Linked DNA regions of Homo sapiens: regions 1, 2 and 3 are each linked to region 4. A link is a contact called in ENCODE Hi-C or POLR2A ChIA-PET data. All regions are on one chromosome and are shown on one strand. The core of a region is the stretch at or near the end of the contact, and the rest is flanking DNA. Distances in the headings are between cores, read along the strand shown.

Region 1 (5,354 bases), core at 2,179-4,678, 430 kb before region 4:
GCAGCCATTGACAGAATGAGAAGCTTCAAAAGTGTGTCCTGCTTCTCATAGGACAATCGCAAAAATCCAAACTTAGTCATCTTGACATGAATGGGTGGCAACACACGACGATCAGCTAAAATGAAAAAGTCAAGACCACAAGATATTGAACACCTTCAATTTACTTAATTTTCATATTTTATGATGAGAGGGAATCATAAAGGACGTAGGAGCTAGCAAAAACACCAGACAGGGTCAAGGCTAATACTAGTATCCAAGCCTGGCCTAAAGTATGATCAACTTGCAAGGAAGTAGGCACAAGTCAGGTCTATGTGTCAAGACTAAAATGGAGTGGTCAGAATAAACCATCCATAATTCTATTTCCCACTCCTTCACAGCTAACAAGTACATAAGCACAATTAGCAATAGTATAGCACAAGGAAGAGATGAAAAAATAAACAGGAAAGATTGGAAATACTGAAAAATAATAAAATGGAGAAAGAGAGCACTCAAGAAAAGGCAGGACTATATGGGGTGGCAGGGGCGGAGGGGGGGAAGCAGGAAATAAACATTGAGACCAGAAGTGCAAGCCCCAGCAATTTCAGAGGCTAAGGAGGGAGGATCGCTTGAAGCCAGGAGTTCAAGACCAATCTGAGCAATACAGCAAAACCCCATCTCCACAAAAAACTGTTTAAAATTATGCAGGCTTGGTGGTCTGCACCTGCAGTCCCAGCTACTCAGGAGGCTGAGGCAGGAGTTGGAGGCTGCAGTGAGCTAGGATCACACCACTGCACTCCAGCCTGGACAATAGAGCCAGACCTCCTCTCTTTAAAAAGGAAAAAAAAAAAAAAAGAAGAAGTGAAAGGCATTAAGAGGAAAAATAGAAGTCACGACTGAATCAACACAATTTCGAGCCCTAAATTTAAACTTCAACTGAATGGCTATAAACTTTTTTCTTTTCCAAATCCCAATGGGGCTGTCGGGTCAACTAACAGCATACCTGATAACTAATGCAGGTACAATCATGCACTCAAAAAGAGGTGGAGGTACCCAAACACAGATCCACTGTGTTCTCATCCCATATATCAGACTGTAACGACTGCTCAGATCTATACCCGCTTCCAATCATCTGTCTCAAGGCTTCTCTGTAACTGACAATGCTGATTTAAGAGACTGATTAAATTACACAGACAGTTTGATGGCATCAGATGATAATCTAGAGGGAAAGAAAACGAATTTTTCCTACTGAAGCAGAAGAGTCGGGGGATTAAAAAAAGTAGATTAAAATGTTGAGGGACACTATCTGTAGGCAGTTCAAAATGGAAATCACATGACAGATATGAATTATTTATATAGCAATATAGCACTAATCTACCATAGGTTAGTTATTCTTGTATAAGACAGTACTACTATCTTTTTTTTTTTTTTTTTTTTGAGACGGAGTCTTGCTCTGTCGCCAGGCTAGAGTGCAGTGGTGCCATCTCGGCTCACTGCAACCTCCATCCACCTCCTGGGTTCAAGCGATTCTTCTGCCTCAGCCTCATGAGAAGCTGGGACTACAGGTGTGCGCCACCACGCCCAGCTAATTTTTGTATTTTTAGTAGAGACGGGGTTTCACCATGTTGGCCAGGGTGGTCTGGATCTCTTGACCTCATGATCTGCCCACCTCAGCCTCCCAAAGTGCTGGGATTACAGGCGTGAGCTACCACGCCCAGACCTACTTTTTTAAATTACAAGGTGATCAAGAGCTAAGTTATAACGACTATAACAAAGGATATGCAACACCATTCAAGATGTTTTGCTTTTATTCTTTTTGACTGACACATAATTGTACATATTTATGGAGTACAGTGTGACATTTTGGTACATGTATATAATGTGTAATGATCAAGTCGGGAAATAATTAGTAGATTCATCACCTTATTTTTTTTGTCTTAGGAATATTCAAAATCCACTCTTCTAGCTATCTGAAAATATACAACAAATTGTGTATTTTTGTTGTTAATTATACTCCTAATAATAGTTATCCTATAGAACACTAGAATTTATTCCTATCTAGTTGTACTTGTGTATCCCTTAACAAACGTTTGTCTATCCTCCTCCATGAATCTTTTTTCCCACTATTATTGGAATAAAGGAGAAAAACAAAACAACAACAACACTGGACTAGGTGGAAGGCATATAGAATGCTAGCCCCAACACTGAGAAGTCAAGCATGTTCTCCATAATTAACTGTCCCAGAAGAGCAGTTTAGAAATGTGTTTAAGTATAGTCCCAAAGGGAAAGCTTACTTTGCAACTAAAAATAAAGGCCTAACTACTCCAGGAGGTCAACAATCCAGCCATATCTCTCAGGGTTTGCAGCTGTTTTCTGGAATGCCTGAAATAGGAACAAACTTAACACCACTGCGTTGATACGAGCCACACACCAAAATGAGACTGCTAGGATCTCTACTTGAAAACTTGAGTAAACGAGCTAGTCATTGAGGGCAGGGCCGTAAGGGAGATTTCATCTCGTGCTCTTTGGTCACTTTCGCACACCGCCAAGCAAATAAGAGCAAAGACACCTTTCTTAAAACACTTACCAACCTGCTCTCCTCAACTGTGCCCTGCAAGCTGTGGCATCTCCTGCCACCCTGCCTCTAGTTTCCCAGACTGCAATTTCCCCAGCCCCGTTTTCCTACACACGTTTCCACACCCTCTCACGATCTTTTACTCTCTTCTCCCTTCCGGTCGTTCCAGCGGGTCCCACCTCCCTCTTCTTCCCACCCTCAAAGAACTGACCACCTCTGATACCCCTCAGCGCGGGACACTCATCACCCCAGCATCCTACGCGCCTTCCCCTCCATAACTAGTCCCAGGACCCAGTCTTTCCCACGCTCTGTTCTCAAGACCCACCTTACCCTCCCTCCCTAGACCTTCGCATCCTTCCATCCAGGAAGCCCCCACACCACGCCCCACGCCCCCTCCTCTGCAAGGCCCTAAGCTCTGCTCTCCACCCCCATTTAGAGTTTTGCCTCCTGCACTTCGTTCAGCCCCATCAACGCCATGGACTGCACCTGCCGCTGATTTTCAAGTTACGTTCTACGGCCTTCTCACCTGGCCGGCTTTCCTAAACGATCCGCGGGGCTCCCTCAGCCATCCGTTCAGCGGCGCACCCAACCCTGGCAGGAGCCGGGTCCGCCTCCCGGACCGCTCCCCCGTTGGCTGGCTCCAGGCCAATAGGACGCTTCTGGAGAGCGATAGGGTCTCGGAACTGTCTGTCAAATCCGGAGGCGTAAACCGGGCCGCGATTCAAGTTTTTAATTGGTCATTACAGCTATCACTTAGCAGTCTAGAGGCAGGTCTGTATGCTCCCGCCGAGCTGTCATAGGCCGGCGCGTAGGAGTCAAGAGCGCGGAAAGAACGTGCCCCAAGCAGTTTGGTTGAGGGCCGAGGAGTGACGTGTCGGTTTGCGGACCCACGGGGAGTCGCAGTGGGAAGGCGCGGCCCACTGACTCCCGTCATGTGACAAGAAGCGGAAACTACGCTGAAATAGGCCCTTGCTCCAAGTCCCAGTAACTCGGAATGCGGAGCCGCTCGTCTCCCGTCTTTTTTAAGGTAGAAATTGTTACCTAATACAAGGTGAAAGGAGAGGAGGGAAGCATTTTCTACCTATTTATTCTCAATTAAAACTCAAACGCGGACTGGTCCAGACAGTTCGTCTTTTGCAGGATGTGCCTGATAGTTGACTCGAGCTTTTACTGTGCCTTGGTAACTGCGATGGACCTGGGAACCTTGACAGAGTTCACAGCCCCTGGTTTTGTGAAAGAGCGTGCCTAGGCCTAAAGGGGTTGTCGGGGCTAAGCTGGAAGCATTTCTACTGCCAGCTGAGACAGCCACCGCCGCGGAGGCACAGCCCTCCCCAGCAGCAAGCGGGCTTCCTCGGGAGACCGGGAGGCAGCCCGGCCATGCTTAGTCAGTTCAGCCCTTTGTTAAAATACCGGCCAGAGAGCCGCTCTCCCTATCCTAACTTGCCTCTCTTCTCTCGCACCCCACGCGCTCCCCGACCCCCAATAAGTTTGCTGAGGGCAGAGAAGGGGACGAAGTTTGAGCAGCAATTCCATCATCTCAGACTCGCACGTGTACACCTTTATCCTCAGGCACTTCCACTCCCTGCGCGCCTCGGTGAGCCAAGGCTACACCAGAGAGAGTGGGAACGTCTCGCAGCTCTTCGAACTTGTTGCCTCTACCACTCACGCAGTTTCCTATTCTCCCATGAACGGAACCCACCACTTATTGAAAGGTCATTATTTAAATCACTGCTTCAGAATCACATGCATTTTTTTCAAAATCCACATGACCAGGCTCGCCCCAGGACGTTATGATTCAATAGATCTGCTTTTTTTTGGTTTTGTTTTTAGTAGTAAGTGTTCGATGTAATTTTACTTTAACAAAAGGAAACTGAAGCTGAGCCTGAAGGAATTACAGAACTTGGAGTAAATGCTTCTTCAAAATACGAGTTTTGGTCGGGCGCGGTGGCTCACCCCTGTAATCCCAGCACTTTGGGAGGCCAAGGCGGGCGGATCACGAGGTCAGGAGGTAGAGACCATCCTGGCCAACATGGTGAAACCCGTCTCTACTAAAAATAGAAAAATTAGCTGGGCGTGGTGGCGCGTGCCTGTAATCCCAGCTACTCGGGAGGCTGACACAGAATCACTTGAACCAGGGAGTCGGAGGTTGCAGTGAGCCGAGATCGTGCCACTGCACTCCAGCCTGGCGACAGAGCTGGACTCCGTCTCAAAAAGAAGTTTTTTCTCTTTAAAAATAAAAAAGCGGGGAGGGGGGCATTAAAATTAGAAAGATTGTGTTCAAGTTTCTTTTGTTTTTTTTTAAGTATTAACCTAAGAATATTAAGGCCGGTCGCGGTGGCTCACGCCTGTAATCCCAGCACTTTGGGAGGCCGAGGCGGGTGAATCACCTGAGGTCAGGAGTTTGAGAACAGCCTCACCAACATGGTGAAACCCCATCTCTACTAAAAATACAAAAATTAGCTGGGCTTGGTGTCAGGATCCTGTAATCCCAGCTACTTGGGAGGCTGAGGCAGGAGAATCGCTTAAACCCAGGAGTTGGAGGTTGCAGTGAGCCAAGATCGCGCCATTGCACTTCAGTCTGGGCAGCAAGAGCGAAACTCCGTCTCAAAAAAAGAAAAAGAATATTAAGATGTTAGAGTTTTTATTAATTTTTTTCAAAGTAGGCCAGGCGCGATGGTGGGCTCCTGTAATCTCAGCTACTCAGGAGGCTGAGGCAGTAGAATTGCTTCAACCCAGGAGGCAGAGGTTGCAGTGAGCTGAGATCACGCCATTGCACTCCAGCCTGGACAACGGAGCAAGACTC
Region 2 (5,502 bases), core at 1,169-3,668, 330 kb after region 4:
TAATGGGCCGTCCTCGGCCTGGCCCCCGCGCCATTGTGTGCGCGTGGGGGTGACGCCGGGTCTCCGCGGCGCGGTGGAGGGTGACCGCGCGCCGCTGCCACCCCGCTTCACACCTGCTCCCCGCCCCCAGCCCCGGCCGCGCTTCGTGTTCCCTCCCTCCCCGCGGGAGGGGTCTCAGCTGGGGCTGCAGTTGGTAAAGAGGCCGTGGAGAGGCCGGCGGCGGCCCGAGGAGGAGCCATAAATTTGGAGCAGATGCGGCCTGACAGTCACCCAGCCCGGGGAGGTGGGGGAGGGCTCTACGCCCCTCCCAGGCCGCGTCTTCTGGTTTGCAGCTGAGTTAGATGGATTCCAGGCCGAGGTGACCCGGGACTTTGGACACACGGAGCCTGTGCTCCTCACTCCCCCACCTCTGCCGGCCGCCCATTGTGTGCCCACGTGCAGGGAGAAGGAATAGGGGGCAGGGACATGTCTGCATTGGCTTATGATTTTCCCCCTAAAAAATGTCGTTTTCCAGCAGAGACTGTGACAAAGTCGGCCACCCTGGCTCTGAGCTGGCGCTTTTTGACAGCAGCCAGAGAAAAATATGGAAGATAGTAGAAGCAAGCTTCAGCTGTTCATTCTGCACTATTTTTTAAGTGCCTGTTTTGTGCTAGAAAGGTAAGGAGGCACAGGCATACAGGATGGGGAGATGGGAAAAGGTGGCGGAAAAAATACCAAGGACTAATACTTGCCATACTATAAGTATTGTGTGTACTGTAATTCTGCACATTAAATAGTATTTTCCTTTAGAAAGTGGCAGTTCCTCCAGCAGAGGAGGGAGCAGGGTGCAGTGTCTCGGGGGGTTGATGGAGTTCGCTCTCAATCCAGGTATCCCATCCACAAATATATGCGTGTCAGGGGTGCTTTCCGCGGATCTGGAAGGGAGTGAAAAGAGCTGGAGCTGCACCCAGGTGGGGTGGACACAGCCCTATTTATCTTATTTGCTCTGGGTACTGTAGGGATTCTTCTCTAGTGTCGCTTTAATTGAAGACTGAGTCTCCCATCTGAAGATCTTGTGACCAAGGGTGATTGGAGGGTCAGTGTCCACAAAGCTGGTGCTCAGTTGGCAAAAACCTCTGCCACCTCCCTTTGTGGCTGTTCTCTGCTCCCTCTAACACTCTGGGCTGGACTGGGTAACTAGATTGGCTTCTAGGACCCATTGCTTCTCCCCTTAGCTCCCACTCCGACAAGTCTCCCTGGTCTGTGCCCAGAGGATCACCCTAAGACTAGAGCAAGCTTGTGCAACCCACGGCCCATGGGCCGCATGCAGACCAGAACACCTTTGAATGCGGCCCAACACAAATTCATATATGTTCTTAAAACATGATGAGGTTTTTTGCAAAAAAAAAAATTTTTTAGCTAGTGTATTTTATGTGTGGCCCAAGACAATTCTTCTTCCAATGTGGCAGGGAAGCCGAAAGATTGGACACCCCTGGACTAGAGATTCACAGCTTGCATGAAAATCACCTGGAGGCCTTATTAACCCTGCCCTACAGTTTCTGATTCCTTTGATCTGGGGTACGGGCAGAGATATTGCATTTCTGAAAGTTTCCCAGGTGGTGACAGTGGTGATACTGGGGGCCACACTTTGAGAGTACTGGCCTACAAGGAAAGGAAAATAGGGGCAGGTGAAAAAAGGAAGGAGCTGAAGTCTTCAGTGCTGGAGGAGGTTACTGGAAGCTGAAGCTCTCCAGGGTACTTGGGTATCTTCACCCTCTGTGAGGGATCCATAGGCCAAATCCCCAAATAATTGTGGACATATTCCAGAATTCATATTCTAGTATTCGAGTGTGTGTGTGTGTGTGTGTGTGTGTGTGTGTTTCTGAAGACTTAGCACTCCCCCTAATGGCTTCAGATGATTCTGCACTCTCCTCAGCCTTTCAACGGGAAGCAAGAATTACTCTTATTTTCCCAGCCTAACTTGGTTATCCACTCCCATCTCTTTGTCACTGATGGAGCGGGGCATTGTCTTACACATTTGTTTACAAATTGAAGAGCATAGTTTTTTTTTACACAATAGTTTGTGTACTAATGAATGAATTAGTGCTATCTTTCCTCTTTAGGAGAACCTTGTTCTCCTAAAATCTACCTTAAGTCACATTTGAAGTGTTGTAGAACCACCTACCAGTGTTCTAAAACACTTCAAATGTGTTCATAGGGAATGAGTTCCAGATGGTTGCCTAAAAATTCTCCCCAAGGTGTCGGTGCCGTTGTCATCAGTTGGGAACTTTTGGCTGGCGGCAAGCACAACCCGAGTCAGAGGTTAAGGATGGATTTGCAAAGTGGAATTTTTAAGTGTGGTATATGGACAGATCAGATGAGAAAATCAAGTGGCATTTTATTTCTCACCACCAGGTGGCAGACCTAACCTCATTAATGAGAATCATCCCTAGACTTGAAGCCTGGCCTGAATTCTACTTTTTTCATATATGAGCCAGGGCAAAAGAGCTGTTTCTCTACTTAAATGACTCAGAAATTTGGGGTAGGGAGAACAATGCTTGAAAATATCTTTGTAGGCCGCGGTGGCTCACGCCTGTAATCCCAGCACTTTGGGAGGCCGAGGCGGGTGGATCACGAGGTCAGGAAATCGAGACCATCCTGGCTAACACGGTGAAACCCCGTCTCTACTAAAAATACAAAAAATTAGCCGGGTGTCGTGGCGGGCGCCTGTAGTCCCAGCTACTTGGCAGGCTGAGGCAGGAGAATGGCGTGAACCCGGGAGGCGGAGCTTTGCAGTGAGCCGAGATCGCGCCACTGCACTCCAGTCCGGGCAACAGAGCGAGACCCCGTCTCAAAAAAAAAAAAAAAAAAAAAGAAAATATCTTTGTAACTGCCGCCAATGTACTTGAGTAATCCCTTGAGCTTCCTGATCCGTGAGGAAGGGCTCGCTGATACTTTTTTTTCCTTCTGGAAAGAGGGAAAACATATGGATGTAACAAAATGGGTTACTTAAGAAAAATGTAAGCGATCTAACTTCTAACCAGAGGTTTCTGCCAGGGCATAAACACATGGCAGCCCTAAACAGCTTTGCAGGCACATGGCTTCCTTCACTTCCAGCCCGTCTGGCAGGCACCCTCTTAATTCCTACCAACTTAATTCCTACCACCCGAGTTCTTTGTTCTGTCGCCCATATTGAAGTTTCCTCAAACTAAAAATGAAAGCTTTATTATAATTCTGGAATCTACTCAGGGCCTTCTTAACTAAATTCTAACTTGCAGTATACGGACATGTAGTTGATCTCTCCTTTATCCCAAATGATCTTGACCCTCAGATCATAGTCAACGTATAAATTAAATTCAACCTAAATTATATAACTATAGCAAGGGTTACACACACACAGCAAGAATGCAGGACGGGCGCGGTGGCTCATGACTGTAATCTCAGCACTTTGGGAGGTCAAGGTTGGCGGATCACCTTAGATCAAGAGTTCAAGACCAGCCTGGCCAACATGGCAAAACTCCATCACTACTAAAAATATAAAACTTAGCCAGGTGTGGTGGCGTGTGCCTGTAGCCCCAGTTCTCAAGAGGCTGAGACACGAGAATCTGCTTGGGAACCTGGGAACCTTGAACCTGGAAGGCTGAGATTGTAGTGAGCCAAGACTGCACCACTGCACTCCAGCCTGGGCAACAGAGCGAGACTCTGTCTAGAAAAAATAATAATTATATATATATATATATCTTACAGGAGGGGTCAATGAATGTTTTGGGAGAAGGGCAGTGAAGATTTCTGTTCTACACACCTTTCTCATCTCAGGGCTATATTACAGCAGATTCTGACAGTATAGTAGCTTTCTTCACAATGTCAAGATCAGAGCAGATCTATACCTTACATAGAAGACAGAAAATTGACTATACCAACATCAGGTCCTCCAGCATAGGTGGGACATTACCTTTTCAGCCTGCAGGGCTTAGTACTTCTTTCAGCTGATCGGCTTCAGGCCTCTTCCTCATTTTGGAAAGGGCAAATCTCAGGTGCACACTGAAAATCTTAGACTAAGTAGCCTGGTACAGTGGCTCACGCCTGTAATCCCAGCACTTTGGGAGGCCGAGGAGGGTGGATCACGAGGTCAAGAGATCGAGAACATCCTGGCCAACATGGTGAAACCCTGTCTCTACTAAAAATACAAAAATTAGCCAGGCGTGGTGACATGCACCTGTACTCCCAGCTATTCGGGAGGCTGAGGCAGGAGAATCGCTTGAACCCAGGAGGCGGAAGCTGCAGTGAGCCAAGATCATGCCACTGCACTCCAGCCTGACGGCAGAGCCAGACTCCGTCTCACAAAAAAAAAAAAAGAAAATCTTAGACTAAGTAAAACCCTCCAGCCCAGAGTGCTTCTCTGCATTGGGCAATTCACTCTCACTGCCAGAGCTCCCTTATACACTTTAAATGCTTATAAATACACTAACAGACAGAGCCTATGGGAAACAATATAAGAGGATTGGATAGTAAGTATTTGGTTTTTTCTATGTAGTTTGTTAACAGAATCAGTCAAAATATATTTATGGAATGCCCACAGGCTACATAGCATGGTACTTCACCCTTCATTGAAAATCCATTAAAACAATTACTGGGTCATGCCTGGAAACTTTTTTCACAAAGGAATTTTCTTTAGTTGCTGGGTTGACAGGAACTAATTTGAGATGCAAAACTAACAACCCCATTTGAACTAGCAAGCCCTTATGTAAACCACTACAAGTGATATGTTTGAATTTATTCGCACCTGTGCCTGTATATATGGACTTAAAAGCTAAAGATATCGTGGTATTAATATGCATATAAGGGAAGGAGAGTTTTAAAAGTTAGTGAATCATCTTCCACTAATGCTTGGTAAATGTTTACCAAGAAGGTTGTGCCCTGGTTATAGGCCGGTAATGACCACCAATAAATAAAACTGTTTTCACCTCTATAACAGTTATGGAATGTCATTCCTTCTTGCCTTTCATACCAGGAAAACTAGGCTGAAGAAAAAAATCACTTCTTTTTAATCAAGGCAAAAACAGACTCACCCAACCAAAAACCAACCCTTGGTATTTGAAATTAGTTTATTAACATAGGGAGATTTCATATTTTTTTATTGTTTTCTCCCACCACTAACTTTAAGACTTTAACAACCTTTATTAGAATACACACACAGCTATATATATATATTTGGTTCTGTCTTCTCTAAATCATTTGTTTAACAAGGAATTTTTTTACTTAAGGCACTGGTATAGAAAATGTACCCCATTTCTTGCATATCTTGCATGTTATGGGGTCTTGTTAAGTGTTTCCAAGTTTGGTGGAATCACCACCATTTCTACCCCTGGTCCATATTTTTAGTTCCAGATCTTCTCTGCAACCACTATCCCAGTCCAAAACCCTCTACTGTATTCGCTGTCTTCTTAGTGCGGAGGAGAAAGAAAGAGCAGGGTTGGGCAGAGGGTCTTATTCTGCCTTAAAAGAAGGTTATACTTTCTGTCA
Region 3 (5,528 bases), core at 830-3,329, 330 kb before region 4:
TGTGGGACATCTATATGAGACATACATGTGGGACATCTATATGAGACATACATGTGGGACATCTATATGAGACATATATGTGGGACATCTATATGAGACATATATGTGGGACATCTATATGAGACATATATGGGACATCTATATGAGACATATATATGGGACATCTATATGAGACGTATATATGGGACATCTATATGAGACATATATATGACATATATATGTGTGTGTGTATATATATACACACATACATACATATAGTGCCTTCTAATAAACCTGGAAGTACTTTACTCATATTCACTCCTTTAATCCCACAACAGGCCACAATAGAGTGGGGCACTATTATTTTCTTTCTTTTTTTTTTTTTTGAGTCGGAGTCTCGCTCTGTCACCCAGGCTGGAGTGCAGTGGCGCAATCTCGGCTCACTCCAAGCTCCGCCTCCTGGGTGCACGCCATTCTCAGCCTCCCGAGTAATTGGGACTACAGGCGCCCGCCACCACGCACAGCTGATTTTTTGTATTTTTGGTGGAGATGGGGTTTCACCGTGTTAGCCAGGATGGTCTCGATCTCCTGACCTCGTGATCCGCCCGCCTCGGCCTCCCAAAGTGCTGGGATTACAGGCGTGAGCCACCGCGCCCGGCGGGCACTATTATTTTCTTCATTTTACAGATGAGGAAATGAGCCACAGGGAAGTTAACTAACCCAAGGTCACAAAACTGGGCATGATCCCAAGAAAGGAGATCTAGGGATCTTTTAACCAGCTACTCTTTGTGATTTATTTATTTATTTATTTACTTTTGAGACAAGGTCTTGCTGTCGCCCAGGCTGGAGTGCAGCTTCAACCTCTTGGGCTCAAGCGATCCTCCCACCTCATCCTCCAGTGTAGCTGGGGCTACCAGGATGGGCTACCAGGATGGGCCCACCATGCCTGGCTAATTTTTTTTTTTTTATAGAGATGGGGTCTCACTATGTTGCCTAGGCTGGTCTTGAACTCCTGGCCTCAAGTGATCCTCCTGCCTCAGCTTTCCAACATGTTGGGATTATAGGTGTGAGCCACCGTGCCTGGCCTTATGATTTCTTACAGGAAGACATCCTCTGTCTATTGCTCCCACAAAGGCAAATAGGCCAACGCTTCTTCTCATCTCATTGGGACATTATTCCTGTTTCCATCCTTCTCATGGTTGAAATGTCTGTGGAATGAATGCATAAACGAGCAAAAGAGACGCTCCCTGCCCCTTCCAGTTGAAGTCCTCAGTTCAGCCCAGAGGTACTTTGCCATCAGACAAAAGTACTTGGGGTTCTCCAAGCCGACATGCTTTTTCCAGTGCCTTCCTTCGATAATTACAGTTCTTGTGCTCTTAGTTGTGTGTATTCGTGAATTATTAGATTTTTTATTGACAACTTCTATAAGCACAGGCCTATGCACAGTAGACAAGATAAATTAATAATTTTTCACAAGACTCCAGGGACCCTTCTCATTTCAGCCTCTTGAATTTTCCTGTATTATCTCAAGTCCTCCTGGGCCTGAAACCTTCTCACTCAGATTTTTCAGCTGGATCCAGCTCCCACCCAGCATCTTTGGGCGAGAAAAGCTCTCCTGCCGGCCTCCTCATTTTTGGCTTGAGGTCCGAACCCAGTTGGAGCTGGGAGACGTCGCTGGGCCTGCCCGCCTCAGCCTCCAGTAGAGGAGAATGGGAAACTCGGAAAGTCCAAAAGGGTCTTTGAGTGTGTCTGCCGGCATCCGCCAGCAGCCATCGCCTGCATTTTATCCAGAAACTAGTGTCAGGCTTTGCGAGGTATCCATATTGGTAGTTATTGCACGCTTTCATCTTGGAGTTTCTGAATATTCATGAGGGAAGCAGAAAGGCCAATGTTAAAGAGGAGAGAAACAGAAATGCATAAATATTAATAAAGGCAAGCCCACGTGCTCGGAGGAAGGCTATGAATGTTAACGAGGGGATGACGTCCAGCTCCCGCGCGTGCCAGTTGGGTGGGTGCCCGAGCGCGGGCGCGCCCCCGGAGCCCGGGCACGAGCGCGGGGAAGGGGTGGGGTGGAGGCGGGAGCGGAGCCGGGCGCCGCCGGAGCTGCGCGGGGAGCGCTCGCTGGCTGGCTGGCTGGCTGGCTCTCCGCTGCGCTGCGCTGCGCTCCGGCCGCTCCCGCGGCCCGTGGATGGGGGTGTCCGGCTGAGCCCCGGGATCCGCCTCCCTCCGCCAGGACCCGCACAGGTGCCGTCGCGGGGGTTGACTTTAGTTAGGACCCGACTCACTGCTGGGGGTGGGGTCTGGTGGGGGTGGTAAGGAGGCCCCGGGATTCTCTGACAGGACGGTCTGGGGTCGCCGCAGCTCCCCTCACCTGGTCCCATTCTGGGATTAGAAAGGAACAACGGGAGGCCGTCGCCTTCCTGCCCAGCCCTTCAGGGAGCGCAGCTGGGACGCCGCGCCAGGCCCTGGAGATGTGGGATGATGGGCACTTCCAGTATCATCTCAGCATCGGCCCTCCAGCCAGGCCTGGTGTGTGTGTGTGTGTGTGTGTGTGTGTGTGTGTGTCCGCGTGTGTGTGCCCGCGTGTGTGCGCGCGTGTGAAGGCAGGGCGGCGAGGTATGGGGGCTGGGGGAAGAAGGGAACGCCGCCCGATCGCGCTGGGGCAGTGGGTCGGTACCTCGTCCCGGGACCGTTATCTGGTCCAGTCACCGTAAACGCCCCAAGATCATCTTTGTCCCTAAAAACTTACCCCCGACCCCGCTCGTGCCCCTCCCCAGAGTGCGGAGCCTTCCCCAGACCGCGCATTCCTGCAGTGTCAGAACCGCTGGCAGCGGCCGCAGACGCCGGGAGAGCGATTGTTTTACTACAGACGGGCGGGAGAAGGGACCGGGGCGGCTGCGCGGTGGCGGGGCGCGCTGCCGTCGGGTGGGCCCCGGGCTCTGGAATGCGGGGAGCAGTGTTTGACGGCGTCGAGGAGGTATCACAGCCCGCTCTTCTTCCCTTTTGCCTATCCCTTCTCTCCTCGCCGCTAGGCATCCCCGACTCTCATCCCTCTCCCGTGTCCGGGCTTGTTTGGCCGGAAGGGCAGTGGAGTGTGTATGCGGCCTGCACGGGATGAGTCCGGCTTCCTCAGAGTGCCAGCCATTGTGCTGCCTGGAGGAGGCTTTCTTTACCCCACCGGACTGGGGGGAGGAGGGGGATCTGAGATGGAGGTGAATGGAGCAGCGGGAGGAGGGGGAGGGGAGCAAGCAGAACCGCGAAGGGGTTGCTGATCCATATGCAACGAAATACTTTTTCTGTCAAAATGTGCACAAACATGCACACTGGGTGGGTTCTGCGGAGGAGCAGTGGGAAATCTGAAGGTGGATCAGTGCAGGGTAGGTTTTAGGGACGGATATGGGGGACGAGGCACGGAATCAGTTGATCTATGGACCAAGTGATGGGAAGAAGGAGATGGAATGGGGCTTGTGTGGAGGTGCCGAGGCCCAGCGGGGTTAGCGTGGTGAAATCTCCACCGCTCCGCTCCACTCGGGTCAGCTCAGCAAAGCAGGGACTGAGCATTTGTACCGCAGCCCCGAGATGCAGCGAGTGCATCATTGTGCTGCAGGGAGACGTTTATGCGTTTCCTACTGGGTCTCTGTTAAGCCCCGTGAGTGTCTTTTCTTTTCCAAATTACACCATCTATTGGGAGTGAAAATAAATGGAATAGATTGTAGGACAATCAGACTATAGTCCTGCGCTCTGTTCTGTGGTAAAGAGAAAAAGAAAAGGCGACCCTCCCATGGTTCCTTCTTTCTGCCATTTTCATGTATGTACGTATTTATTTTTGATCTTGGAAGTCTAAAGGGAATAAGCTATCGCTTGTATTAATCCTACTTTAAGGAAAAGAAGGCTCCCAGATGAGCTATGAATGAGGATGGTGCAAGCTTGCCAGGATGGAAAATAAGGTTGTTTCAGACATTTTAGTTGAAGGATGAAAGCACTCCGTGAAGAGAGGAGGGCGAAAGAAAGTGGGCTAAAGGAAGGAAGGCAGGGTCACCATCTAAGGAAGTGCTGCCAACCCCAATCCACAGAGCCCTCCTGGAGGCTATAGTGGGGCCAGTCAGAACGCCTGACTCTCATCTGTGCCACAGCCTGAGGTCTTTCCACAAATGCTGGATTCAGTTTGGGTGTTGAGTGACTAGTTTCCCAGCACTGGCTTTCACTTTAACTTCATCTCCAGATGGTCATTCATGCAGCACTTCTTGGCTCTTGGATAATGAGTTGACAAAAAACAATCAGTCTATATTATGGACTGTTTCAAATGAGCATGTGTCTGAACCCTAGAGCTGTGATATTCATTTCGTCTTTTATAATTTTCTAGATGAATCCATTTTCTCTACACTCTGCCTGGGCAGAGTGCTTTCAGCACACTCTTCCTGTTGCCAACACTCAAAACTCAGTCTTAGTCCTAGATTCTGGTTGGATTGGCCTCTTGTTGCTGGTTAATCATATAGACTGTGTCATTTCAAATCAGAAACCCCACTGGTGTCACCATCTGCTTCTCCCCTGTCATTCCCAGAGAAAAGTACAAATTTAAAGGCAGTGTAAATACCTGCAACACTATCGGATTGGCTTTCATATCTCTGTAAAATGGAACCCACGATCCAGGAACCTTTGAACAAATAAATTGAAAAAAGAAGCCTTAGTAAAAAAGATGCTAAAATTCTTTCAGCAATAGTTCTCTTGTTTGATAAGCATATTGAAGCATTGCACAGAGAATATCATGGCAGGGATAATTTTTCTTTTACTTGAAGCACTCCCACATCACCTTTCTTTCTTTCTTTCTTTCTTTCTTTCTTTCTTTCTTTCTTTCTCTCTTTCTTTCTTTCTTTCCTTCTTTCCTTCTTTCCTTCTTTCCTTCTTTCCTTCTTTCCTTCTTTCCTTCTTTCCTTCTTTCCTTCTTTCTTTCTTTCTTTCTTTCTTTCTTTCTTTCTTTCTTTCTTTCTTTCTTTCTTTCTTTTCTCTCTTTCTTTCTTTCTTTCTTTCTTGAGATGGAGTTTCGCTCTTGTTGCCCAGGCTGGAGTGCAATGGCATGATCTCGGCTCACTGCAACCTCTGCCTCTTGGGCTCAAGCGATTCTCCTGCCTCAGCCTCCCAAGTAGCTGGGATTACAGGCACCTGCCACCATGCTCAGCTAATTTTTTTTTTTTGTATTTTTAGTAGAGACAGGGTTTTGCCATGTTGGCCAGGCTGGTCTTGAACTCCTGACCTCAGGTGATCCACGCACCTCAGCCTCCCAAAGTGCTGGGATTACAGGCATGAGCCACTGTGCCCAGCCCCCACATCACATTTCTATGTAAGTTAGCTATCCTGGTTTTCCTAGAATTATTTTTAACTTTTTTTTTTTTTTTTTTAAAGATAGGGTCTCACTTTGTCACCCAGGCTGGCATACAGTAGTGTGATCATAGCTCACTATAGCCTCAAACTCATGGGCTCAACCAATCCTCCTGCCTCAGCCTCTCCAGTTGCTGGGATTACAGGTGTGAGCCACCGTGCCCAGCTTTGAT
Region 4 (5,236 bases), core at 138-2,637:
CCCCACCGCGCGGAAACCCCCGGCTCCCCCGTGAAGAGCCCCGGGAAAGGACGGCCCATTTCGCTCGTTTCTTCCTGGGGATCGGGAGCCAGGAAAGCCCGTCTCCTAACCCGAAAGAAATGCAAACTTTGAGCGGCAGATTCGGGATCCTGCGCCATCCCCCTCAGCTCTCCGCTCTCGATCGCTTTCAGTTCCCTCTTTTACGAACTCATCCCCTAGTTCTCGAGCCAGAAGGGCTCCCGATTCCCAAGCCTCGCGCGGGCCCCTACGCCCGCCTCACCAAAGATCCCCAGCAATCATGGAAAGCCGGTGACCCTACACATTCTCGCTCCTCCCTGGGTGAGGGTCCGTGCGTGTAGCCCCTCGGATCCTGGCTTCCCGGGCCCCGCCGGTGTTCCCCTGTCTCCACTGATCCGTCTGCAAACCCTCATTCGCCCTGCCTCCCCAGGCCGCGGCCGCGGCTCCTCGACTCCTCCGGTCACCTGGCCCCAGCCTGGGACCGCTCCCGCCTCCAGCCGCTGGAAAGCATCTCCAGGCTGGTGGCGCGGAGTAAGCGCCGGCCCCAAGGACGCCCGAAGCCGGGAGAAAGAGAACCTGGAGCCTGCCCGCGGTTCCCAGCCTCTCCCCGCGGAGCGCCCGGCCGGGAGCCTTCTGCACCCGGGCTCGGGCCGGCGTGCCTGTTCCTATTCTCGGGTCCCCTGGCGCTCCTGGCGCACAGCTCCCCGCCCGCCCGCTACGGGGTTGGGCCCGCGGCGATTCGAGTCCGCAGCCCGGCTCCTTGCACCCGAGGACAATGCGCGGCCGGCCACGGGCCCAAGCGCGGCGAGGCGGCGGCGGCGGCGGCGGCGGGGCTGAGCGCTGGCCGGGCAGGGGAGCGGGCGGCCCGCGGGGCTCTCGCAGCCTCCGTGCCCGGCCTCGCCGCCCCTCGCGCTGCTCCGCTCCGCGCTCTCCCGGCGCTTCCCCAGCTTCTCTCTGCACGCTCCCGCCGTCCCTCGCTGCTCCCTGCCTCCCTCCTCCCTGCTGCCTCCCTCTCTCTCCTCCCTGCTGCCTCCCTCTCTCCCTCTCTCCTCCTTGCCCTGTCGCAATGAATAATACTCTGGCTTGGGGACTGGAATAAAACACACGCGCTCTGAGGCAGCCGCCCGCAGCAGCAGCCGCCGCCGCGCCGCCGCCGCCGCCTGCAAAAGCGTCTCTGACATGGAAATGAATGACAGCTTACCTGATGCCAATCTTCATCAGACTGACACCGGCGTGACAACACAGCCTATACTTCCCAGCACTGCTCGGGACGTCAGCGGCACAGGGACCCGCCCCCCGGACCCCCCCTTCACACACCTCCCCTCTCCCCACTCCCCCTTTTCTCCCCACCCCCCATCACCCCCACCCACTCCCGGCCCGGCCGCTGCCAAGTCGGAGGAGCCGCTGGAGTGTCTCCCTCTACCGGAGGCTCTCGGGCGGCGGGCGCGGGCCTGCTCCTGCGGCAGGGAGGCGGGCGGCCTGGAGAAGCGGCTCCGCTCGCGAGGAGCCTCGGATGGGGAGTGCGGTGGACCCCCAGGAACTCTGGAGCACCCTCCCGCCCCCAAGCCAAGTCCTCCTTAGCGAACAACCGGGGCCGAGTTCCAAGATATCACCGGTGCTGAGGGGACCGAGATGAGGTGAGATTTTCTGTGGACCCCAAGAGAACTCCCCAGAAATGATGAAACTTAAAACGGGCAAGAAATCCTTCCTTCCACCAGCACTCCCCCTCCCCCTTTTCCTGCCTGGCTGGCCTCATTTTTATGATTGCATTTGAATAATTCTCATTACCCTGGCCCCAGAAAAGGTGTTCAGATGACACTCTGGTTAGTTATTCCTGGTCTCAAGAGCTTTTTCTGCTGTGGGCTTCCCGGGGTGTCTGGTTCAAGGTGGGGCAGAGGGAGAGAGGAAAGAGTGGATAGGCTTTGTCAGTAAAGCACTTCTTTGCAAATGTCAGGCAAGCCTGTTCTAAGCCACTGCTATTTTCATTCTAATAAAAAGTCCTCAAGAAACTCAGTGAGTTCCCAGAGTTCTGGGGGCTGGGGTGCAGTCATATAAAGGGAAAGACCAGCTGGGCTGTTTCAGCCTGGGCCTGCTGGGGTGGCTTCATCTACATCAGGGAGGAAATGGGCTCCTTACATGCCCTCTACAGTGGAAGACAAAAGCAGGCATGTGTAGACCCACAAGCGCCTCCATTCACTCAGCAGAGATCACAGTCCTACTAAGAGCCACACACAGGAGCACACTTGCTTGCTTCCTCAACTTAGCACATGGCCCTCCGCATAAAGGGACAAGAGAACCCCTTCTGCCTCTGGAAGTTTGCTTCTTGCTCCCCATAGAGGAGCCCTTTCAGCCAGTCAGGCAGCCATTGATCCTCTGACCCCAGGCCAGGCAGGGGGCCTGGAAGAAGCCCAGACAAAGACACCGACAAAAGCGGGAAAGCAGAAAGTGAAACCCAGCCTCTGGGTTTTCAGTAAAGAATCTGACCCAAGAAGTTGAAGGCTGCCCCTGAGCTCTTCTCAGGCCTCTGGGTCGCCACTCACCCGCCTCCGTCATGGGCAAGGATGAGAGCTGTTAGCATTGCCTGGCTCAGGGGAGGCAATTGAGACCCTTCTTATATCACATCCCAGATACACACACTACTGTTTGTCCAGATCCTCCCAATACCCTCAAATCCACCCACCAACGTTGCTTGTGGGAGAAACTCTTCAGTGGTAGCCCCCATTATAGACAGATTAGAATCCTCTCACCTTCACATAGAACCTTCAAAAACTTCACTAGGTGGATTTATGTCACCCTAGCCTCTGATCTGCAGTCAGAGTCTCTGGCTGCTGACAGCATAATCGCTATTATATATTATACATTGTATAATAATATAATAATAATGAATGCACTTGCCCTTTTTATGTGGTACAGAAGCGGCCAGATTCTCCAACCCAGAGGCTGGAGGTCAGGCTGCCATAAACTCTCAGAGGGAAGCCCTCTTCAGATAAGGGAGGGGGAGGGGAGATCCATTTGTCTCTGCCCAGGACCCCTGGAGGGAGGAGTTTCTCTCTTTCCCATGGCTCCCAGTGAGTTGCTGCAGCCTGCAGAGTCAGAGGGGAAAATCAGGCTGAATTCACCCCATCAGAGAGGTGTCAGTGAGCCATAAATAGGACCGCAGGCAACAGCCTTGGATCACTGATTTACACCTGTCACACCCCTCGTTTTCTGAAATCTAGATCAATGCCCAACACTTTCCTGATATGGGAGATCCATTGCCATGAGCTATTAATTTTTGGAGTCTTCAAATACTATGATTTTCACTAATACCTTTTTGGTGCTTTAAACTGCACATCGTAGTTTTAAGTAAATATATCTTGCTTTGACTATTTTTGTCATTTGCAAGAGCTTAAAAAATGATTATCCAAAATATAACCATCGTTTTTATAATCACTGAAGGCAAATATTTTCCCTGCACCCACCAGAAGCTCTGCTGTGTGCTAGCACTAAGAATAAAGAGCAGAAGCAAAGAGGCTCAGGTTATGGCTCCTGTCCTCAAGAAGCATTCATTTGTTGAAGAAGACAAAGCGCCAATATGTAAAACATTAAGTAGCAATAATACAGGAATCAACAGAAGACACAAGCTAGTAAATACTTAATGAAGAAATGAGTTGTCAATATGTCAAATTCCATGAGTTCCACATCTCAGTTTTGGCTCTGTCAATGAGTAGAGAAAGGATAGAGTAGAAATTAAGAATTCACTACAGATACTCTACAATTTCTTCCCCATCATCCCTCTGAGGATGAAGAAGAGAATGGAGAGGAATGTACATGTTGTATTGCATAAGCCATCAACACACTGACATTATAACCAAATAGAAGTTTCTACAAATCCTAGTTATCACTCCTAAATTTTGGAGTTTCTGTTTGGTTCTGGGCCCTCTTCTCACTCTACCTGCACTTTGTCTGTGGTATAAGCAGCCCACACCAGCCCAGGCTGCCTCCTCCAATCTTCCAATGTGGGTGATCAATGGCCCAACTGAATTCTGCCAATGTCACAATATGAATAAAAATTTAAGACCTGTCTGTATTAGTTTGCTCAAGCTGCCACAACAAAATGCCACACACTGGATGGATTCAACATGAGACATTGATTTTCTTACAGTTGTGGAGGCTGGAAGTTCAAGATCAACGTGCCAGCAGAGTTGGTTTCTGGAGAGGCTTCTCCTCCTGGCTTGTAGATGGCACCTTCTCACTGTGCCCTCGCGTGGCCTCTCCTCTGTGTACACAGGCAGAGAGACAGCTCTGGTGGTCTCTCCCTCGTCTTATAAGGACAGTCCTGTTGGATTGCGGCCTAACCTTATGACCTCGCTTAACCCCCCTAAAGGCCCTGTCTTCATATACGGTCACATTGGGGGTTAGGGTGTCAACATATTAATTGGGGTGGCGGACACAATTTAGTCCATAATACCACCCAACTACAGTTCCCTTCACTCTCAACTTAATTATTTTTAATGAATATTGATAGATTGCGAGTTCCCTGAGGATGGGGACAATATCTTATTTCATCTTAGGATCCCTAAAACCTGGTCCAGTGCCCAATCCAGAAAACATATTAAAGAAATGCTTGTTGGATTGAACTGAATGAAACATCATTGTTCCAGTCCTAGTTGACAGACTTATCACTAGTCACCTGGAATATTTTGATAATTTTTTAACTGGTCTCAATGCCTCCAGTATCTCCAATCCCTCCTATACACTTGCACAAGGATGTTCTTCCTATAACAAAGGTTGGATCACACCTTGGTTTCTCCTGAAAATCATCAGTAGCTTTCCATTGCTTATAAGATTTAGCCTAAAAAGTTACTGGGCCTTATAATAAAAAGAAGGACCTTGAATGCCACACTCCTTACTTAGCAAGGTCTTCATGTTAGTCCTCATCTGGCCCTGATCCCCTTTCAGGCTAATCTGCTCCATTCCTGCCAACGCCTCCCCAACTCCACCTTCTAGTGATTTCCAGTGCTTCCTGCTGCATCAGAACCCCCACCCCAACCCCCGGGGAACTTCTTTATAATTCAGGGTTCCAGGTTCCACCCCTAGAGAAATCAGTCTGGAGAAAGGCCTTGGAGCCCGTATTTTAAAAGTCACTGCAGTTGTGAGGTTTGGGCACTTCCATTCTACCCAGCACTCCTGCTCCAGCTCATGGGCCCCAGAGTACATTCTGGATTCTGGGCCCTTC

What was found. A loop is a pair of places that touch in the nucleus more often than their neighbours do. ChIA-PET counts read pairs that join two places held with the same protein, here RNA polymerase II (POLR2A). Pooled maps may share reads with other maps.
Region 1: a map of ascending aorta shows a loop between it and region 4 (2.6-fold over the local background). The contact joins the promoter of STT3A-AS1 here to the promoter of PKNOX2-DT in region 4. A Hi-C loop is called at or near these places in 2 of 168 maps with a recorded cell type or tissue (ascending aorta and chondrocyte) and 7 of 50 pooled maps.
Region 2: a loop to region 4 is called in a pooled map, with 4 times the contacts of the local background. The contact joins the enhancer-like site here to the promoter of PKNOX2-DT in region 4. A Hi-C loop is called at or near these places in 5 of 50 pooled maps.
Region 3: a loop to region 4 is called in a map of ascending aorta, with 2.1 times the contacts of the local background. The contact joins the promoter of FEZ1 here to the promoter of PKNOX2-DT in region 4. A Hi-C loop is called at or near these places in 2 of 168 maps with a recorded cell type or tissue (ascending aorta and esophagus muscularis mucosa), 1 of 37 single-sample maps with no recorded cell type and 7 of 50 pooled maps. POLR2A ChIA-PET finds 5 or more read pairs at or near these places in 1 of 52 experiments (Panc1).

What each region holds. Positions count from the first base shown.
Region 1 is chr11:125,590,642-125,595,995 of GRCh38, reverse strand. STT3A-AS1 (STT3A antisense RNA 1) reads left to right here and starts at 3,428. Exons shown (of 4, transcript NR_132372.1): 1 at 3,428-3,578. STT3A (STT3 oligosaccharyltransferase complex catalytic subunit A) reads right to left here and starts at 3,144. Exons shown (of 18, transcript NM_152713.5): 1 at 3,078-3,144; 2 at 1-115. The coding sequence starts at 80. RefSeq lists enhancers at 3,278-3,872, 3,990-4,159.
Region 2 is chr11:124,834,052-124,839,553 of GRCh38, reverse strand. It overlaps MSANTD2-AS1 (MSANTD2 antisense RNA 1), which reads right to left. Exons shown (of 5, transcript NR_103862.1): 5 at 5,067-5,502. Among named protein-coding and RNA genes, the nearest start is that of ROBO3, 29 kb to the left of the region's middle. Within about 2 kb of position 2,418, at least 16 of the 41 ENCODE cell types and tissues checked have a DNase peak (open chromatin) inside an H3K27ac peak, as active enhancers do.
Region 3 is chr11:125,492,816-125,498,343 of GRCh38, reverse strand. It overlaps FEZ1 (fasciculation and elongation protein zeta 1), which reads left to right and starts at 2,079. Exons shown (of 10, transcript NM_005103.5): 1 at 2,079-2,223. LOC403312 (putative uncharacterized protein MGC39545) reads right to left here and starts at 3,130. Exons shown (of 2, transcript NR_164146.1): 1 at 2,729-3,130; 2 at 1-1,836. RefSeq lists a silencer at 1,892-2,141 and enhancers at 2,016-2,517, 2,518-3,021, 3,524-4,027.
Region 4 is chr11:125,160,760-125,165,995 of GRCh38, reverse strand. PKNOX2-DT (PKNOX2 divergent transcript) reads left to right here and starts at 1,387. Exons shown (of 3, transcript NR_125759.1): 1 at 1,387-1,655. It overlaps PKNOX2 (PBX/knotted 1 homeobox 2), which reads right to left and starts at 1,245. Exons shown (of 13, transcript NM_001382323.2): 1 at 1,220-1,245. RefSeq lists a silencer at 1,383-1,532.